2 separate regions of the Mus musculus genome follow, and region 2 is linked to region 1. A link is a loop called in an ENCODE intact Hi-C map of the cell type or tissue named here. Cell type or tissue: heart. All regions are shown on one strand.

The links. Hi-C counts contacts between places; a loop is a spot of excess contacts. Peaks named below come from ENCODE experiments on the same cell type or tissue, not always from the same donor. Only the 100,000 strongest peaks of a DNase experiment are listed, where the experiment ranks them.
Region 2: a loop joins it to region 1, with 2.3 times the contacts of the local background. A loop is called at or near these places in 1 of 42 quality-filtered maps.

The regions. Positions count from the first base shown.
Region 1 is chr5:147,416,256-147,420,255 of GRCm38, forward strand. It overlaps D5Ertd605e (DNA segment, Chr 5, ERATO Doi 605, expressed), which reads left to right and starts at 2,365. Exons shown (of 3, transcript NR_033625.2): 1 at 2,365-2,446. In heart, a CTCF peak has its summit at 2,268 (motif pointing right); a DNase peak (open chromatin) is centred at 2,326; H3K4me3 peaks cover 182 bases.
Region 2 is chr5:147,924,038-147,928,037 of GRCm38, forward strand. No RefSeq gene overlaps it. Among named protein-coding and RNA genes, the nearest start is that of Gm46943, 8.0 kb to the left of the region's middle. In heart, a CTCF peak has its summit at 2,092; no DNase peak of the experiment used is centred here.

The sequences.
Region 1 (4,000 bases):
AAGTGAGCTCCAGGACAGCCAGAGCTATAAAGAGAAATCCTGTCTCGGAAAAAAAAAAAAAAAAAGAAAGAAAAAGAAAAAAAGAAAAAAAAGATACTTGGAAACAAAGAAACAAACAAAAAGAGATGTTTGGGACTATGCTAGGCAGTGGTGTTGGATATCTATCATTCTCTTAATCTCAGCCCTCCAGGGGCAGAGACAGGTAGAGCTCTGCTCTACAGAGTTCCAGGAAAGCCAGGGCTACACAGAGAAACCCTGTTTGAAGAGAGATAGAGGAAAAAAAAGATGCTTGGAAACATATTAATAACTCAGACATGATAATCAAGTTGGTTTTAGCCCATGGATGGTTCATCATGACAATAAGCATAATATAAAACACATTAAAAATCAGGGATAAAAGTTACTTGAAATCATATTATCTCAGTGGATGTTCAAAAAACCTTGATATTTATTGCTTAACATTCCTTCATTATAAAAGCCCTGAAAACCTCAGTAAGGAGGCTCTTGTCTCTTGTCTTACTTAGGTTTCTATTGCTGTGATAAATACGGTAACCAAAAACAACTTGAGAAGGAAAGGGTTTATTTCGTCTTACAGGGTGTTATTATCCAGAGAAGTCAGGACAGAAACTCAAAGCAAGACCCTGGTCACAAGACAAGGGAGTAGGCTCAGACAAGAATTTGGCCTTGGGCTAGGACAAGGCTCAAGATGAATACAGCTGGGGAATGTACAGTATTCCTCGTAATGCCTCAGCCTCATAAACCCCTAGACACAGTGACCACGTGGCTCTGTTTATTGCCTTGTTTATTCCTTGACTAGACTACTTTGCCTTTGATCTAGAACTAACCCTACTCTTTGCATATACCTAGAGTGGTATAATCAGACTGGGGGGCGGGGAAGCCCTGGTTAGGCCCTGGCTGGGGTCATGTTATAATGTTGTCTAATAGTCTTTTTTTTTTTTAATCCTTACTCCCTCCCTCAAGACCCTGTTGACTGACTGGGCTGGCTTGGTCAGGTATTTCAAATTTTAGGCAAAGCAAATTCGGCATGAGAACACAATAAGGATACGGACAGGAAAGGGAGGACAAGTCACCCCTGTTGCAGAAGGCATGACTCTATACTTAGCAGACCCTAAGGACTCCACCAGAGGACTGTAGAGTTGATAACTCTGGTGAAGCAGCAGTATTCAGAAATCAACATCTTTCACACACCAGTAATGAGTTTATGGAGAACTAGATCAAGAAAACAACCCCATTCACAATACCAGGAAAAAGCCAGACATGCAGGGGTAGCTCAGTGGTAAAGCAGTTGTCCACTGTGTACAAAGCCCTGGGTTCCATCCCTAATGAAACCAAAAGAAAACACTTAGGAGTCAACTCAACAAAAAGCCTTTGGTAGTACCTCCCTCACACCTTCAATCCCAGCACTGGGGATGCAGAGGCAGGTGGATCTCTGTGAGTTTGAGGCCAGCCTGATCTACAAACAGAGTTCCTGGCCAGCCAGGGCAACAGAGGGGAAACCTGTCTCAGATAACAACAAGAATAACAACAGCAACTTAACCAAAGAGGTGAAACTTAGCATTGAAGAATTAAAGAGCAAAATTAAAGATGACATTAGAAGATGGAAACACCTACTTTGTTCATGGATCAGATGGAATGGCTATACTTATAGGGAAAAAAATCCTAAAATTTTTATGGACTCCAAATTGTCAAAATAACAGAAAGAAGAAATACCTGACTTCATACACACTACAGAACCACACTAACAAAACTCGCCTGGTTTATGCAGAAAGCAAACATATGTATGAATGGAACAGAACATCCCTAAGAGAAGACATATACCAACAGGCCCAGCTCTCTGATTCTTGTTAAAAGTGTCCATGCCCAAAACAGATGTTGTATAAAACTTCAACAAATGGGGTTGGGGAAATAGGGTGTTCACTTGGACAAGGGATCTAGATAATCTGTCTGTCTCTCTCCTAAGTCAACTCAAAATGGATGAAATGCTTCCTGTGGTTTGTATATCAAATGCTCCCACCTCAGCAACTCCCTACACACACACACACACACACACACACACACACACACACACACACACACACAATGAGTTCCTGTGGTTTGTATATCAAATGCTCCCACCTCAGCAACTCCCTACACACACACACACACACACACACACACACACACACACACACACACACACAAAATGAGTTAGGCTCATGTGTTTCCACTCTGCCTCCAGCTGGTGGCGCTGTTATGACTCTTGGAGGAGGTGCAGCCTTGCTGGACAAAGTGGCTCCCAAGGAGCCAACTTTGAGGTCTTATAGCCCAGCCCCATTTCCTGTTCTCGGCTTCCTGACTGCTGATGAATGTAACTAGCTGCCTCACGATCCCTCACGATCCTTCCTGCGGGCTCCTTTCCCTGCCATGGCATGGCCCCTCTTAAACTGTAAGTCATAGAACCCTTGCTACTGTAAATCACTTCTGGTCAGGTATTTAGGCACAGCAATGAGAAAATAGCAAATTAAATACCCTTTAAAACAGTGTTGCATGCATGCATGCATGTGCATGTGAAGACCTGAGGTTGATGTTGAGAATTTTGCTGTTTCTCCTTACCCTATTCGCTGAGGCAGGACTGCTCAGTCAACCCTAGAGCTCTGTGATACGTCTTGTCTCACTAGGCAGCTTGCTCATTTCCCATTTCGTCAGGATTGACATGCTAGATTACTGCATTAGAAGTTCTAACCGACTCATCACACCGACTGCTGTTAAACACAGGGACAGCAGATGCCCAGGGCATACAGTTCATGGTTTTATTTGTCTTAAACTCTTAGTGTCAGCTGTGCTTATTACAATTCCATAATTCTATTAAATCGCATAACAGTGGCATTTAAAAAAAATCTTAAATTTTGAAAGTATTAGAACAAAATGGGAAACTCACTAAGCTGTAGGTCCAAGCAGCAATTTCATAAACAGAACTCCAATAGCTCAGGAAATAAAAGGAAGAATTTATAAATGGAACAAAATAAAAAAGTTCCTCCTATATACATACAGGAATAAGTGAATAAATGAATCTTTTTATCAATTTTTTTTGTTTTGTTTTTTGTTTTTTGTTTTTCGAGACAGGGTTTGTGTAGCCCTGGCTGTCCTGGAACTCATTCTGTAGACCAGGCTGGCCTCAAACTCAGAAATCCGCCTGCCTCTGCCTCCCAAGTGCTGGGATTAAAGGCGTGCGCCTCCACGCCTGGCTCAGATGAAAGGTTTTCAACATTTCAGCAACACATACACCGTGTCTTGGAAATGACTGATACAACTTGTGCTAAATAGGATTCAACTTATAGTTTACTGATTTTTGAATATACCACGTGTGTGTAGGTGTCCCTGGAAGCTGGAAGAGCCTGTCAGATCCCCTGGAGCTGGTTTTAGGCAGTTGTGAGCTGCCTGACATGGGTGCAGAGAACTTTAATGCAGGTTCCCGGCGAGAGCAGCCACAGTTGAAACTGCTGAGCCATATCTCTAGCCTCTAGCTTATTACTTAGAACAAACAAACAAACAACAAATAAACACGGGCATTAAACGTCATGGATTGCTTTTTTCTGAAACCATTGGAGCCTTCTCTTATGCTGTTAATGTGATGGTTGGTACTGATTTTCAACTGTCAAGTCATGCTTACATTCCTGGGGTACACTCATCTTTCATTGTGTTTTATTCAATTTTATAGTCATTTACTTTTCCATTTATATCTAAACAATATAGTAAAACAGACTTTGGTGGTATAGCCAGGGCTAGGCTAGAAACTCACTGGTCAGTCTAGGCTGACCTCAAGTCAGAGCTCCTTCTTATTGAACTCCTAGGTGCTGGATTTCAGACAGGAGCTCCTATTCCTTGGTCAAAATTCATTCATTCTGTTAGATTTTTTTCAATGAATAAGTTCTATTAACTTGGTGTTTATTGACTATTGGTTCTGTGTATTAGTAATATCTGGGTTACATATATTTTTCCC
Region 2 (4,000 bases), 510 kb after region 1:
GGCTGTCAATAGTGACATTTCAGGAGGATTTTTTTTTTTAATCTCTACATTTCTTAGAAATTCTCCAGAAGCCAAGCATCTTATAGGGACAGAATAAGTGCAAGACTCCCGTGAGTGCTTGCGAACACCTGCTCACCCTCTCTGGGCTGATTGCCTCTGCTTTGCACATCCTGATTGCCGCCTCTCAGATAGAAACTCAGACATGTTTGTGTTAATTCTGCATGTTATATTTGGTCTGAAGTATAGTTTGTATGGTGCACACCTTTAATCCCAGCACTTGGGAGGCAGAGGCAGGCAGATGCCTTGAAAAACCAACCCCCCCCCCAAAAAACAAAAGAATCCCCCCCAAAACAACAGCAACAACAACAACAACAAAACCAACCAAACAAACAACTTTGGAGGAATCTTCTTGTATGTTTTTTTGTTTTGTTGTTGTTGTTATTTTGCTTTATGTATGAGCACACTGTCACTGTCTTCAAGCACATAAGAAGAGGACATCAGATCAGATCCCATTACAGATCGTTGTAAGCCACCATGTGGTTGCTGGGAATTGAACTCAGGACCTCTGGAAGAGCAGCAATCAGTACTCTTAACCACTGAGCCATCTCTCCTGCCCCTCCTTGTATGTTTTGTCTCAGGGCCTTGGGGTTAGATATGCTGATCTCAAACTCACTGAAGCCATCAAACAGTCACAAGGATACACACAGGTGCCCTATGAGTCACCTTGTCACAACAGAAGGCCCGAGCTTCATGCACGCCTTGTACTAACCCGGTCAGTTTCTGACCACGTGTTTTCAGAGGAGCCATGAAATCTAATTGCCCATGTGATAGGTGACATCACATCTCTTTCCTCCAGTCACTTCTTCAAGCACATCTTCAGGGGAGCCCGTGCTTGTGTTGGGAATCTCACTCCCTCATGAATAAACTCTTTGTATAAAGTGTAAAGTGACATAATGCTGTGGACATAAGAGAGGACCTGGCAGGCCCATGCCAAGGTGTCCCCAGAGAAATCACACCACACCCAGGCCTGGTATAAAAGGAGGTTTGTTGTGGGAAGGGTGGGGAGTTGGAGGGGATAGAGAAGGACAAGAAAGAGAGGCCGGCTGAGAAACACAGTGTGTGTGTGTGTGTGTGTGTGTGTGTGTGTGTGAGAGAGAGAGAGAGAGAGAGAGAGAGAGAGAGAGAGAGAGAGAGAAGAGAGAGCTGGGGTGATGAGCAGTCCTCTTATGAGCTGCCACACCTGGGTTGCATCAGCATAGGTAGTAATGGCGGAGTAATGCAAGCTATTGTTAGGTAGCTCTTGGGGCAGAGCCTAGTGGAATTATCTGTAAGCCAATGTATGTATCTAGGGCACATCCTTGTAAAATCTAATTCTATTAAAGAGCCCTGACAGGTCAGTTTAGGATACCCTACACACACACACACACACACACACACACACACACACACACACACACACACACACACACATGAGAGAGAGAGAGAGAGAGAGAGAGACAGACAGACAGACAGACAGAGAGAGAATGCCCCCTCCTCGAGTCTCCCAAGTGAACCTTATTAGGCCAATGGAACTAGGATCCCAGTTCAGATATTTCCTCTTATTAATTTTCTATCCACTGATCACATCTGCCAGCTACCTCTATATCCACACTTGTCTGGTCGATCGATATTGCGACCCGAGTCCCATTGCATTGTGACCCAGAATAAAGCCAGCCTCTTCCTGGTTTGTCTTAGCAGTTACCCACACACTACTAGCAGAGGCTAAAAAAGAAAGAAGCTGAGGGAGGGGGGCTGCGTTCCTTCAATGGGGATGGGGTATGAACTAAAAAAAAAAATTAAAGATACATAATACCGCAAAGAACCTTGAATAGCCCAAATGATTTCAAGACATAAAGCTATCGGCTTTCCCCGGCATGACGGCAAGTCTGTAAACCCAGTATGAATCGCAGGCTAGACAATGTCAGTGATTCAGATACTTCTTTCATGAAGGAGACTGCATCCAGAGGGAGGATGAAGCAGGGTCAACTTTATTTTTCTTGTGCTTTCTGGCCATCTTACAACTCCACCGGGGCTGCGCTTCAGCAGGCCACCACCAGGAGACGCTGTGGTTCACCAAAGCCAGTCCCCTCTAGCTACTTCGCAGAGGAAAAGAGATTGATTTGAGAATGGTTTAGTCTCAGGGTCTCATCCTTGTAATGTTCCATGTCTTAATCATTGCCAGAAACCCAGCGGTCTTCTTCGAGGAGGATGGCACGCTGCTCTGCTGTCCAGCCGCGTGGGTACACACCCTGCCTGCCTGCCTGCCTGCTTTATTTCTGCCCCTTGTCTCTCCAAGCTTCAAAGTTACTCATACCTTCCTGTGCCGATAACATCGGGGATGGGTGTGGGTGGACAGGTCCATTTCTGCAGTTTTTAGTGACTAATTGAGACTCCACACTATGCCAGGGAGAGAGAGGGGCTATTTGTGTTTTTCTCAGGAAACTTCAACCTCTAGGTGGGAAAGGATTGGTTTCCTGGAAGAATGCTTCTAGAACAACCATCCTCATAAGAAACAAAACAAACTTTTTATCTGTGTACTTCCTGTTTCCTCAGTTTAAAGTATTCCCTCCGTTGGCCAGTCTCTGTGAAAGAAGTTCAAAGGCTCAGACTTCTCCCAGCTCTGGGCAATGGGGGTCATTTTCTGTGACCACGACATTTTTCTTTAGTTGGGCATTGCGTGGTTCTCTTCAGCCTTCTTGGATCATCGCAAGATCATAATTCTGAAATCCTATTCAACTAATTCCTGCTAAATGCTGTTATGTGGGTCCCATTTCAATGTGTTTATAATGGAATTCACATGTTTTCAGGGGAGAAACCATGCCCTGTTCACATGTCATTAGTAGGCAAAGGCACATAGTGGTCACCACTATCACACAGCGGGACTCTTTTTTTTTTTTTTTTTTTTTTTTTTGAGACAGGGTTTCTCTGTGTAGCCCTGGTTGTCCTGGAACTCACTCTGTAGACCAGGCTGGCCTCGAACTCAAGAGATCCTCCTGCCTCTGCCTCCCAAGTGCTGGGATTAAAGGCGTGCGCCACCACGCCCGGCCAGTGGGACTCTTTAATTAGTTAAAGTTTGCAAAAGTGAATACTTACTCAGAAATCCACCTGCCTCTGCCTCCCAAGTGCTGGGATTAAAGGCATATGGCACCACTGCCCGGCCACCTTTATATTTACAATAAGCCTTAATCAACACAAGAGCTGGGCAGGTATCTGTCCTCTATGCTATTATAGATATTTTCCAGCCAACAATCCCATTATATATTTTGCCATGTTCCATCTGGGCTGATCTTAACTTCAATTAACTCTTTCTCTTCTTTTCTCCTCTTTTCTTTCCTTCTTCTTCTTCTTCTTCTTCTTCTTCTTCTTCTTCTTCTTCTTCTTCTTCTTCTTCTTCTTCTTCTTCTTCTTTTTAAAGTAGACTGAGCTGAAAGAGAAAATCAACCACACTAAGCTAAGTCTAGTTTTTATTTTTAGGCTAGCTTAGTTTTATTTTTTATTTTTTTTTGTGTGTATTAGTTTTTGGCCATTATTTTATGGTTTTTTTTGTTTTGTTTTGTTTTGTTTTGTTTTTTGTTTGTTTGTTTTTTTGAGACAGGGTTTCTCTGTATAGCCCTGGCTGTCCTGGAACTCACTCTTTAGACCAGACTGGCCTCGAACTCAGAAATCTGCCTGCCTCTGCCTCCCAAGTGCTGGGATTAAAGGCGTGGGCCACCACTGCCCTGCTATTTTAAGATTCTTACCTCCTGGCACTGGCTCCTCCTCTCTTCACCTTCTTCTTTTCCCACTTTATGGTTCTCCTCCAACCCCAAGCCTGGGGAACCCCAAACCCCACCTATGTCTCTTCTGCCAAGCTATTGGCTGTCAACATCTTTATTCACCAATCAGGGATAACTTGGGATGGGGACAAGGTTGCATAGCATGACCTGGGTCTGTGTGCTGTCTCTGGGAGCAACCAGTATTT